Regions from separate parts of the Homo sapiens genome. Here region 1 is linked to region 2. Evidence: chromatin contacts called from ENCODE Hi-C data. All regions are on one chromosome and are shown on one strand. Each heading gives the region's core, a stretch centred on a gene start or an enhancer-like site at or near the end of the contact. The rest is flanking DNA. Distances are from core to core; before and after follow the strand shown. Region 1 holds the start of CEP78 (centrosomal protein 78). Region 2 holds the start of HNRNPK (heterogeneous nuclear ribonucleoprotein K).

Evidence for each region. Hi-C counts contacts between places; a loop is a spot of excess contacts on that map. Pooled maps may share reads with other maps.
Region 1: a pooled map shows a loop between it and region 2 (10-fold over the local background). The contact joins the promoter of CEP78 here to the promoter of HNRNPK in region 2. A Hi-C loop is called at or near these places in 8 of 50 pooled maps.

The regions. Positions count from the first base shown.
Region 1 is chr9:78,233,580-78,239,492 of GRCh38, reverse strand. CEP78 (centrosomal protein 78) reads right to left here and starts at 3,418. Exons shown (of 17, transcript NM_001330691.3): 1 at 2,890-3,418. The coding sequence starts at 3,142. RefSeq lists a silencer at 3,025-3,394 and an enhancer at 3,020-3,689.
Region 2 is chr9:83,978,722-83,984,685 of GRCh38, reverse strand. HNRNPK (heterogeneous nuclear ribonucleoprotein K) reads left to right here and starts at 4,471. Exons shown (of 17, transcript NM_031263.4): 1 at 4,471-4,533. RMI1 (RecQ mediated genome instability 1) reads right to left here and starts at 3,881. Exons shown (of 3, transcript NM_001358291.2): 1 at 3,795-3,881. RefSeq lists silencers at 3,468-3,547, 4,358-4,497 and enhancers at 3,192-3,700, 3,758-3,847, 3,868-3,937, 4,068-4,127, 3,701-4,208 and 2 more.

The DNA.
Region 1 (5,913 bases), core at 2,169-4,668, 5.7 Mb after region 2:
AGATAAAGGAAATGAGAAAAAGCTCCCCTTCCTCAAGACCAACTAACCCCAGGAGGCTTAACAGAACACAGCTGAGATTTCAGTGCCTCTGTGCAGAACACAAGCAACCAATACACACTGGTCCTGCGTGGGCATGCCACTTTAAGCATGTCTTTTCCTTTTTGAAAGATCACTTGAACCAAAGTAGGCAGATGAACTGAGAAAAACCAAGCTCAACGGCAGCAAAACTAGCTAGGAGCGTCTGCAATAGTCCAGGCAAAATGTAATTAAGGATGGACAAGCAATATGTAGGAGGTTAAAATCTACAACCTAGACCCACTAGATGCAAGAGATAAAGAAGGTTCAGTGAAGAATATCTGACGAGAATGGTCTGTAATACATTTTTCTTACATTCAGTGCAAAATATTAGGCAAGATCTAGTAGGCTAGCCTTGACTCTGAGGTCCCTCCCATCTTTAATTTATTTTGGTTCCTGGTTTTTTTATTTTTTGTAGGGGGAGGGTCATGGACAGGGTCTTGCTCTGTCACCCAGGCTGGAGTACAGTGGCAAAATCATGGCTCACTGCAGCCTCAACCTCCCGGGCTCAAGAGATCCACCAAGCCCAGCTAATATTTTTTACTTTTTGTAGAGACAGGAGTCTCACTATGTTGCCCAGGCCAGTCACAAACTCCTGGCCTCCCAAAGTGTTAGGATTACCAGTGTGAGCCACCGCACCTGGCCTGGTTCCTGATATTATTTTGGTTAACTAAAGTCCATTCAGAGGTACAGAACAGTTCCTGCACCTGAATGAGATGTAGAGAATAATCTGACTTATTTTCAGAAGCAGATGTGTTGAACTGTCCTTGCAGAAGAGATGGTGCTAACCCCAGAGCCTAGAAAAGGGCCGGGCACACGACAAGTGGTCAGGTTGTTTTTAAATACATCAATAATCATTTCCTCTCCCAGATCGCACACCCTCCCTCTTTCTCTCAGCTTATAAACATGTTCACGTCCATATCCACTTAAAAAACACCTTTCAGACCTACAATTATCTGGATCTTCTTTGTGGGTAATCTAGGTCCCTCCCATGCCTTCAAATACCTGTCCTCCCACAAAGCCTAAATCTTGGGCCCAGATCTGCCTAGCAGACACATTTGGATGCCCCACAGGCCCCTCTTAAAACATTAAAGACAAACTGAGATCCTCCTCCCACCCCCAATCTCATTCGAGTTAACTCGGCTGTGTCATGGAAAGACGCTGCTGTGTTTCACTTACAGACGCTGCTGTAAACTGTCACCCATACTTGCTGCCCCCCTCTTCTAACTAGTCACCACGCCCATCCATTCTCTTAGATATCTGAAATCCTACCCTTCTTTTTTTTTTTTTTTGAGACAGAGTTTTGCTCTTGTTGCCCAGGCTGGAGTGCAACGGTGCAATCTCAGCTCACTGCGACCTCCACCTTCTGGGTTCAAGCAACTCTCGTGCCTCAGCCTCCCAAGTAGCTGGGATTACAGGTGCCCGCCACCACGCCCGGCTAATTTTTTTTTTTTTTTTTTTTGTATTTTTAGTACAGATGGGGTTTCACCATGTTGGTGAGCCTGGTCTCGAACTCCTGACCTCAGGTGATCCACACCCCCCCGCCTTGGCCTCCCAAAGTGCTGGGATTACAGGCATAAGCCACGGTGCCCGGCCCCAGCCCTTCTTTTCTATACCTTAGTTTGGGCCATTAGATTACAATTCACCATCCTTCCAATTTTAATTTGTCTTCCATATGGAGGCTAGACTGAGCTCCTACGGAAATTCCATCTCATCATCCTACAGCGGTTTCCCAAAACCTTCAGGATAAACATCCAACTCTATGACAGGACAAACGAGGACCCTCCCTGTTTGGCCCCCACAAGGTTTCCAGCCTCAACTCTCTCTGCTCTTTCTCAAACCTAAATTCCAGTCCTGTAACTCAGCTTGCATACTCTCTCCTATTTCCAAAACTTTTGCACAAACTGTTCCTTCCTGTTACCTAGCTAGCGTCTATAGGAAGCTGCCTCCATTATGTAGAAAATGCTAAGTGCTCAAAGGAATAACAGCATTTTGTCATATATCATAGTTGACCTAACATATTTTCCGAATAATCAGAGAGTCTGGATCCCTAATTATACCACTATACATTTACAAATGGCTTGTATTTGTAAAGCACTTTACAAACTTCTTATATACACCTTAAAAAATGAAGACAGGCCGGGCGCGGTGGCTCATGCCTGTAATCCCAGCACTTTGGAAGGCCGAAGCGGGCGGATCACCTGAGGTCAGGAGTTCGAGACCAGCCTGGCTAACATGGTGAAACCCCATCTCTACTAAAAATACAAAAATTAGCCGGGCATGGTGGCGCGCGCCTGTAATCCCAGCTACTCGGGAGGTTGAGGCAGGAGAATCACTTGAACCCGGGAGGCGGAGGTTGCAGTGAGCCGAGATCTTGCCACTGCATTCCAGCCTGGGCGACAGAGTGAAACAGTGTCTCAAAAAAAAAAAAAAAAAAAAAAAAAAAAAGACAAAGGCTGACATGTATTAATTTCCTACCTGCTTAGTTCTCTATCAGGCAAATCAAAGTCATTCAATAAAATAGGTAACATCTGTCAAATGTTTAATGATGTCCCAAACTGTGCTAAGAGCTCTGCAGGCATCAGCAGCGCAGGGAATCCTTGCGAAGGCGCACATAACCTGGGTCTCGTTATTAAGCCCATGTTACGGATGAGCACACTGAAGCCCTAGAGACCTTAAGCCACTCACCTAGCTCGTGAGTGTCCAGGCCGCACACCCCTTCTATTGCACACATACCCCGACAATGGACACCACTCACCTAAAAACCCACTTCGCCGCACCGACTGAGGGGCCCTGGAGGCGGGAACTACAAACCTGTGTCCCCCAGCCAGGGCTGGAAGAAGCTCTTGATGGAGACCAAGGGCAGGTCTTTATTGATCTTGAGGGTGCTCAGCAGAGGCGCCCAGTCCACCCCGCGGAGGCGGTCGGCGTTGAAATCCAGCACGCCCTCCCGGAGACAGGCGCGCACGGCGGGCAGCGGCACCGAGTTCTGCAGCGCGCACAGGTACTCGTAGTGGGAGAAGAAGTCCGCCGCGCTGTCGCGGCGCAGCTTCACGGAGTCGATCATGGCCCGAGGGCGGCCTCGGGGGATGCCCGCCGCGGAGACGCCGCCCGCGCCCACCCAAGAACGCTGAGTCGCAACCCGGCCGCTCCGGCACCCACGGCCAGGCGATAGCGGCAGCCCCGCACCGGGCTCAGGAGCGGTGATTCGGTCGGAAGACGCAAGGCCAGAGCCCCAAGCTAGGCCGGCCCCTCAACGCCCCACTCCCGCGCTGCCTCCCGCCCTGCGGCCCAAGCAGTTGGCGCCCGCCTCATAGTCCTCTGAGGCGCCGGGATTCAAGCCGGTGGGCGGTGCCGTGGAACGGTGCGCCAAGACGTCAACGTGCTCGCTGTGCGTCGGCACGCAGGTCCCGCCTCCTGAGGACGGGTGAGTTCGCTGCTACCTGAGATAGTGGTCGGGAGAGTTTGAGGGTTTGCGAAAGAGTTTACTGATCGATCCGAATAAAAGTGAAATGTGTGGTCGGGCGCGGTGGCCCACGCCTGTAATCCCAGCACTGTGTGAGGCGGGGGCGAGCGGATCACCTGGGGTCAGGAGTTCGAGACCAGCCTGGCCAACATGGCGAAACCCCGTCTCAATTAAAAATACAAACATTAGCCGGGCATGGTGGCGGGCGCCTGTAATCCCAGCTACTCGCCTGTAATCCCAGCTGAGGAAGGAAAATCGCTAGAACCCGGGAGGCGGAGGCTGCAGTGAGCCGAGATCTTGCCATTGCACTCCAGCCTGGGCGACAAGAGCGAAACTCCGTCTCAAAAAAAGAAAGAAAATAAAAAGTGAAATGTGGATGTAACAACGCACTTTTAAAAAAAGTCTAAACATCTGAGGAATGTGTCTGTGCTTGCAGTGTCCAGCCAGCACAGAGACTGCACTCAAGGGATGTGGGAACGGCTGATTGAACGTGAACTGCGGTCATTAAATCTTTTATGTCTGTGTTAATATCTACAAATAAGCCTTAATTTCTGTAGTTTCTGCATATCTCACACGGTTCCTGGCAAATTGAAGAGTGTTTCATGAATTCAGGACTTTATTGTGTTTGCTGTGAATCAGTTTGTTTTGTACTGACGATGATGTTGGCTAACTCCCTTGTAACTAGTACTTATTTGAAATAATGTCCTCGGGATTATTTTAAGCAATGTTTAAGTATGAAATCATTTCATTCTCCTAACATCTCAAGGAATATACTATTATATTCTACTTTACAAAAGGGGAAACTGAGGAACGGGGAAGTTAAGTGGAAGCTAAGTGGAAGAATCCAGATAATTGACCTCTCCTTCTATTGGTATGCAATTGCTAGAGCAATGATAGTCCTCCGGTAGAGCCTTAGACATTGTGTTTATTGCATTCCTGTTCCACCCACTGCATTCCGGATACTCCAACTTACTTCCAACACACATATGCAGGCGTCTCTAAAATTCCGGAGATATGGTCACCAATTATTTTTATGTGCGACATGCTCAAATCTTAATATAGTAAACGCTTGTATATTCATAAACCAGCTTAATAAATGAAACATTACCATTCCTGTTGAAGAGCTTTGTGTAACCACCTTCCCAATCACGACTACTCTCTGACTCTGAGATAACTGCTCTTCTGAACTTGGTATTCATCGTTGCAATGTATGTCTTTATATTTCTGCTACATATGTAAGTAAGCAGTATATAACATTCTATATTTTCTTTTCCTACTTTACTTATCGTTACCTTTACTAGGTCCATCCGTGTTGACATATAGAGATATTCATTTATTTTCCCTGTTGTTATATGGGAGTTCCATGTAGAAACATACAGTAATGTGTCTGTTTTTCTGTTGATGGTAATTTAAATTGTTTCCAACTTTACGATTTCTTTGTTGCTCTATCCATTTTCTTTCTAGTCTCCAGCATCAATTAATGTAGTGTCCATTACCTTTTTAAAGCTCCCTCCTCCCTGTTTCCCATGAAGCCACCTGATTTCTTTTTCTTTACCTCTCGAATTTCTTCTTCTCAGTCTCATTCTTTGGCTTCTCTTGCATATCCACTCTAAATATTGCTGTTCGTCAGGTTTCTACCCTCAGCTTTCACCCCTTCTGACATTTTACAGTTTCTCTGGGTGTTCTTGTCTTCTGCTCAGCCTTAACTTCCCCACTCTAGGCAGATTACTTCTAACACAGATAGATCTCTTCATCCATTAAATTGCCCCCTAGAAAGCCAAGATTTCTCACTGCCCTCAGTGTCAGATCTATGTCACGTAGCTTGACATACAAGCTCCTTCATAATTTGACTATCTCTGTTGTCTCTCTCCTTGCTACATTCTTCCTGGCATGTCTTCTCTAGATACACAGAACTGCTTGAACTTTCTGATGTCCTATTGTTGCTGTCTGGGTCTTTTCATAGGCTGCTCCTTTATTTAGTCGGCTAACTTCCATTCTTTTCCCAGCCTTGGTTTGGGGCACCTTCCCTAGAAAGCCTGTTTCTCTCTAACCCTCATCTCTCCTCCCTTGCTTGTTTAGCACCTCACTGCTGTGCTCCCTGACATCCCTGTAGCATAACACTTAGAACATCCAATGATAAACATCTTTTTAGATGGTTTTCCTTCCAGAGTCTGAAAGCCCTTTGAAGGCAAGAACCATGTCTCATTCATGCTTACATTCCCTATGCCTAGCACAGTGTTAGCACAGAGAAAGTGCTAACTAATGACTAATTGTAGGAACATTCTTCCCTATTATCCCCGCAAGCTATTGCCAGCACCCTGTAGCCACTGCCTATGAATGCAGCTCAGAGAAGTCTTCCTCATATTAATAAT
Region 2 (5,964 bases), core at 3,222-5,721:
GGAGGCTGAGACAGAAGAATCGTTTGAACCAAGGAGGCAGAGGTTGCAGTGAGCCGAGATTGTGCCATTGCACTACAGCCTGGGCAACAAGAACGAAACTTTGTCTCAAAAGAAAAGAAAAAAAGATGTTCAAAACTGGTAATCCCAGCACTTTGGTAGGCCAAGGCGGGTGGATCACCTGAGGTCAGGAGATCCAGACCAGCCTGACCAACATGGAGAAACCCCATCTCTACTAAAAATACAAAAAAATTAGCCGAGCTTGGTAGCACATGCCTGTAATCCCAGCTACTCGGGAGGCTGAGGCAGGAGAATCGTTTGAACCCAGGAAGCAGAGGTTGCAGTGAGCCGAGATTGCGCCACTGCACTCCAGCATAGGCAACAAGAACGAAACTCAGTCTCAAAAAAAAAAAAAAGGTATGTTCATACCATATTATCCACTTCTTTTACTTTCCAGAATTAAGGACATAATCATAAATAAGGACAAAGAAAAGCCATATATTTAAGGAGATAATATCCCCGGTACTGTGATTTGATCTTTACAAATTAAGTGAATATATTAAATTATCACATATACCCCAAAACTATGTACATCTTTTATGCATCAATAAGTAACAAAATAAATAAAGACAAAGATTTATGTGGCAGAGAGTTTACCACTGAGTTTTTATATTTTGAAAAAAACAAAATGTTCAAAATGGGAAAAAAAGTTAAATACATAGCACTACCACCATGAAATGAAAAGCTATGAAATCTTTAAAGAAACCATTTTTAAGAATTATTTAATGACAAAGAAATACATTCACATTTTGTTGGGAAAAAGAACACATATAAAATTACATACAGCTTAATCCCCATTAATTTTATAATCAGGAAAAAACATTTTTAAGAAAGCTGATTAGCATTGTATGAATGATAAACTTGGCTGACCACACTAATCTGCATTCTAGATCTGTACTGCCAGGAACTGAACAAAAGAAAATAAAGTGGGAAAATTTTATCACCTACCACGAAGGTCTAGGCATATTTGATTTACAGATTAATTTTCAGTCAGCCTCATATATTCCAATTTTTTTTTAATAAAAAGCGAGGCAGGAGTGTCATCCTTTTGGACCTTACGTGTGTCATTCTGACAATAGCTGAGACTTAAAAGCACTAACGAATATTTAAATCTACTCCACAGTTCCATTATCTTCATCTAAACAATAAAGGTAAGTCTACATTTTAATTCATTGAGGATGAGTTCAAGGTAATCCTGGAATTTTTGAGAAGATACTCCGAAAATTAGGGAGGAAAAATTTATACCGTATATGACTGAAATTAGAAGAAGTAATCAGAGGAGATTTTTATGGATCCTCCATAACCTAAAGTAAGGAAAAGACAGAAAGAGAATCTGGAACCCCATTTTGCTATGTGACCTTGGATATGTTCCTTAGCTTCTCTTAGTGCTAGTTCATTCGTTCACAAAACAAAGATAACTAACAACTTGCTCAAAGAACTCTAAAAAGTATTAAACTGCCAGCACAACGTTTAGCACACAGTGGGGAACTCAGGAAATAGTAGTTATAAATACTATTTTAAACAATAATGCAGCTGGATAGTGTACATTCTCAATTATATTAGCCCATCTAAAGTAAATCCCCCATCTAAGTAATATTGGGTCTAAATTCACTGAGTCCAAAGTGATCACTACACCATTACACCATTGTACCAATTACACAAGACTGGAGTCAATGAATGTATTGTTAAGTTCTTGAATGAACACAGGTATAAAATTATTGGGTTGAAAAGTCTTAATTTCAAACAGAGAATAAAAGGATGGAGAAAAAAGACTTTCCTGTTATTTAAAGAGCAAACCTAAAAATTAAAAAGACGTAAAGAAGAAATCAAATGGGGGGAAAAATAGCAACCATCCCACAATGGCATCTAGAGGGGATGAATAATTTACACCAGTCGGGGTCCAGTCTGGACAATGAAACTGGGAGGAAGAGGTTTTTTTTTTTGTTTTTGTTTTTGTTTTTGAGACAGGGTCTCGCTCTGTCGCCCAGGCTGGAGTGCAGTGGCGCGATCTCGGCTCACTGCAAGATCAGCCTTCCGGGTTCACGCCATTCTCCTGCCTCGGCCTCCTGAGTAGCTGGGACTACAGGCTCCTGCAACCACACCCGGCTAATTTTTTTTTTTGTCTTTTTAGTAGAGACGGGGTTTCACAATGTTAGCCAGGATGGTCTCGATCTCCTGACCTTGTGGTCCGCCCGCCTCGGCCTCCCAAAGTGCTGGGATTACAGGCGTGAGCCACCGTGCCCGGCCGGAAGAGGTTCTTATATAGGGCTGCTTACTTGTGATTCCCACTCATCATTCCTTATCAAGAAAATGATGACTGCAACATAAATCCTAATTTGAAAGAAAGCACAGCATCATCATTACCGTACCGCTATTTGTGCATATTAGTGTCAGTGACATGTCTCAGGTTTTAAATGACAAACTCAATTAAATGTTGCAAATACTAACTGGCGGATTAAATCTCTATAATCCAAGTATCCTAAGCCCCTACATAAACTCATCAGTTTTGAATATTTAATAAAATTCTGAACTTTGTGTTTTAGAACTGAAATGCGAGTTAAGTTTTACCTACCCAACAAGACTATACACTCTTCATGGTGGGGACCATTTAAAAAATTATATTATCACTTAAAGAGAACTTTTATAAATTCCACAATCCCGGACATTATGTTCTAACAGCATGTGTTAACGTATCCTCCCAGAATGTAAATACTGGTGTTTGTCATGAAATCCTCAGTGCGCCCTAACAAGAGTTTTCCTCTAATCAGTCAAGTAAAAGATGCTGGGTGGATGCAATCATGGCCATTTAAAAGAATGCTGGTATATATGTTTTGCAAATTACCCAAGAAGGAAACATTATAACAGGAATGAATCAGCACAAATTCATCAACACTAAAATATATGCATGTATTCGGCCAATGGTGGATTTCGCTTTATGTGCAGATTATGACACCTTTATGCTTCAAAATGAGTTTGGGATTGTGGGCGGAGGCTGGAAGGTTGACGAGTAAGGATGTGGAAAGCGGGTACTACCAGGGCTGGAGATTTCCCAGGGCTGTCACCGATTGAAAGTGACCTTATGTGCCTTAACAAAGGAAGTCATGAAAGCTTGGCACAGGAGCCTTAAAAGTAAGGAACCGAATACAATGCAAGTGTGCGCTGAACCCGCTAGAACAGGAGCACGTTTGAGGGCAAGGGTTTTTGTCTGTTTTCATCACTGCCACAAGGCAGGCGCTTTGAATGGAACGTGGAGGTCTGCAACGTATTCAGCGATACGCATTCATTTTAGGAGACAAGGGCAATACATATTGCCTAAAAATTTTATCGGAATAAACTACAGCGACGACACTACAAAATACTTCCATCTCAGGTCCCATTACCCAAGAGGAAAGTCTCAGAACCGAGAGCCCTGTGAAACCGCCTGTGCCCTCTCGGCGAGAAGTTCTCCAGTACTCCCAGGCTCGCCCCGCGTTTCCCCGGCTCCCGCCCCGGCGCAAGGCAGGCCGAGAACCGCCAGCTGCGCCCCCGGGCCCGGCCTTGACTGACGGGCGCCCCGGACCATTACAAACAACGGGTTTCCGAAGCGTGGGCCCGGCCCAGCGGACGCAGACGGCCCGCACTTACCGCGCCGCAGCTCGTCCCACAGCCCACAGACCACAGCCCGGGGCGGGGTAAGGGGCTTCGGGCACGAGTGTGGGCTGTGAAAACACGGGCATAAGTCTGGGCCGAGCACCGACCTGGGCGTCCCGCATTTTCCTCGCGCAACATCGGTCCCTGGGCAGCGCAACTGTAAGGACAGGAACCGCCGCGGCGCGCTCCCAGTTCCTTTTTTACCTCTTCCCGCCCGATTTGCCGCGCGCTCGCGCCCCTCCTCCAACCCCAAAGGACTCCTTCGGGGCTGGAAAACGCCCCTTCCCCGCCCCCTCCCTGTGCGCGTGAACTAGGCAGTTGTTAGATCTCGCGAGAGGTTCGCCCCCTAGCCGCCCCTCCCCCCAGCTAGTGAGTGCGCGAACGAGAAAGGAGGAGGGCGCTCCAGGCGACAGCACTGCAGACGCCATTATCCTCTGTTTCTCTGCTGCACCGACCTCGACGTCTTGCCTGTGTCCCACTTGTTCGCGGCCTATAGGTAATTGGAGTTATTGGAGCTTGGGTATTGCTGATTCGGGTAAGGGTTGGGGCTCCCTGAAAGGCTGCGTTTACTTTTCCCAAGCCCGGGTTTTCTCGAGCCCTTAGTGGCCTCCCAGCCCGAAGGGAGGCGCTGGCGGGAGGCGGGGTTGTCGCCTCCTCCGTCGCCTTGATTGACGTGGCCTCGGGCCAATCGCTTCGCCCTCGCACCATCGCTGAAGCCCTGGCAGCCAATAGGGCGCGACGGCGGGGAGGACGCGAGAAGGCGGGGGAGGGGAGCCTGCGCTCGTTTTCTGTCTAGCTCCGACCGGCTGAGGCGGCGCGGCAGCGGAGGGACGGCAGTCTCGCGCGGTGAGGAGCCGGGTTGGGGGAGCGGCTCGTGGAGGTGAGGGTCGGAGCCCAGTTTTTCCGCTTGAGGGAGGCGTCCTGGGAGCCGCTTTGGTGTTTGGCCGCTTCTCCGAGTGGGAACGTTGCCCGGTGTCCCCTCCCCCACCTCCGCCATTTCCCTGAGCGTGTATCCGCAGTCCGCGTTGTGGTCCTAGAGACTTGGGGATTCGTGAGGCATGTGCCTCTAGGATGAGCTGGAGCTATGTGGCACTGGGAACTAGGGACCTCGTGGAGGAAAGGAGGCCGGTGCGGGGAGAAGGTCGCGCCGCCGCTCTCTTTGTGTGAGCCCCGCCTCACCTTGGGTCTCCCGGCCCGGGGTCGGAGCTGGAGCGGCGGGGATGGAACGGTCAGGGCTGCCTCGATGGCTTTGTCTCGGGCAGTGGGGGGAGGATGCGGGGGATGAGACCTCGGGACCGCGTGGTGGGTGGGGGAGGGGGTCGGCGCTCGGCTCCGCCTAGTAGCACGTAGTCGCCATTACGCGGGCCGCCATTTCCTGTCGGATCCGGGTGAGGAGAGGTGCGGTGCTTCTGCTGTCGACTTTCGCTTTTTCCCGTCCTGTTACCCGGCTGTTTTTGATCTCGGTGCCGGGAGGCGGGGAGGGGAGGGCGCGTTGGCGCTCGGCCAGTGGAGCACATACTTAGCGGATTTTTGAGGCCTGGGGACTAGTGACTGCAGGACCCGAAGGGTGAACGGCAAGCGGCAACGTTATTCTTACAGATAAGCCCTGCTGTTTTTGCTTAAACTTTCTTATCCAACTCTTCTCCCACCACACCTCAGAAATTGCGTGCTGGGCCGGAAGGATGTCGTTTCAGTTGTCGTTAGGAGAGCAATAAGTCGACCAACGGTATGGGAGAATGGGAGGCATAAATGTGCCTCGCTTGTTGGCTCTTTGCTGTCTAGCCAACCTTCTAGTAGAGGCCGCTTGTCAACTCCTAGTCCCGACAAGAGGGAAGCTTAAAAAGGCTGTTTGTAGTCCTATCGACCGTTTTGGCACGTAGACACTTTAGTTTTCGTGTTACAGGCATGATTGTTGTGTTGTACTCCCTTAAGCCTAATTTAAAATAATCCGCTAGTGACTGTTAGTTTTCAAGGGCTCCATTTGTTTCGCTGATTAATAATAGACTGGTATTGTGGTAGTTTGGGTCTGGTCCTATATTAGATTTTTGGATTTATCCCTCCGGTAGATTGTTCTGGTTGTTGGATGTGTTCGCAATTGCCGTTGTATTTGTAAACTTTAGAGATGTCACATAAGATCGCTTCAAGCATGAGTCGAAAGAAATAGGAAAGCAATTGGAAGTTTTAATATAAAATTAGTTTTCCCAGTGAATAAGATGCATTGTAACTTTTCATAAATGTATGCTTTGTGGATGACATTTATCTTTTCAGGGTTTTGGG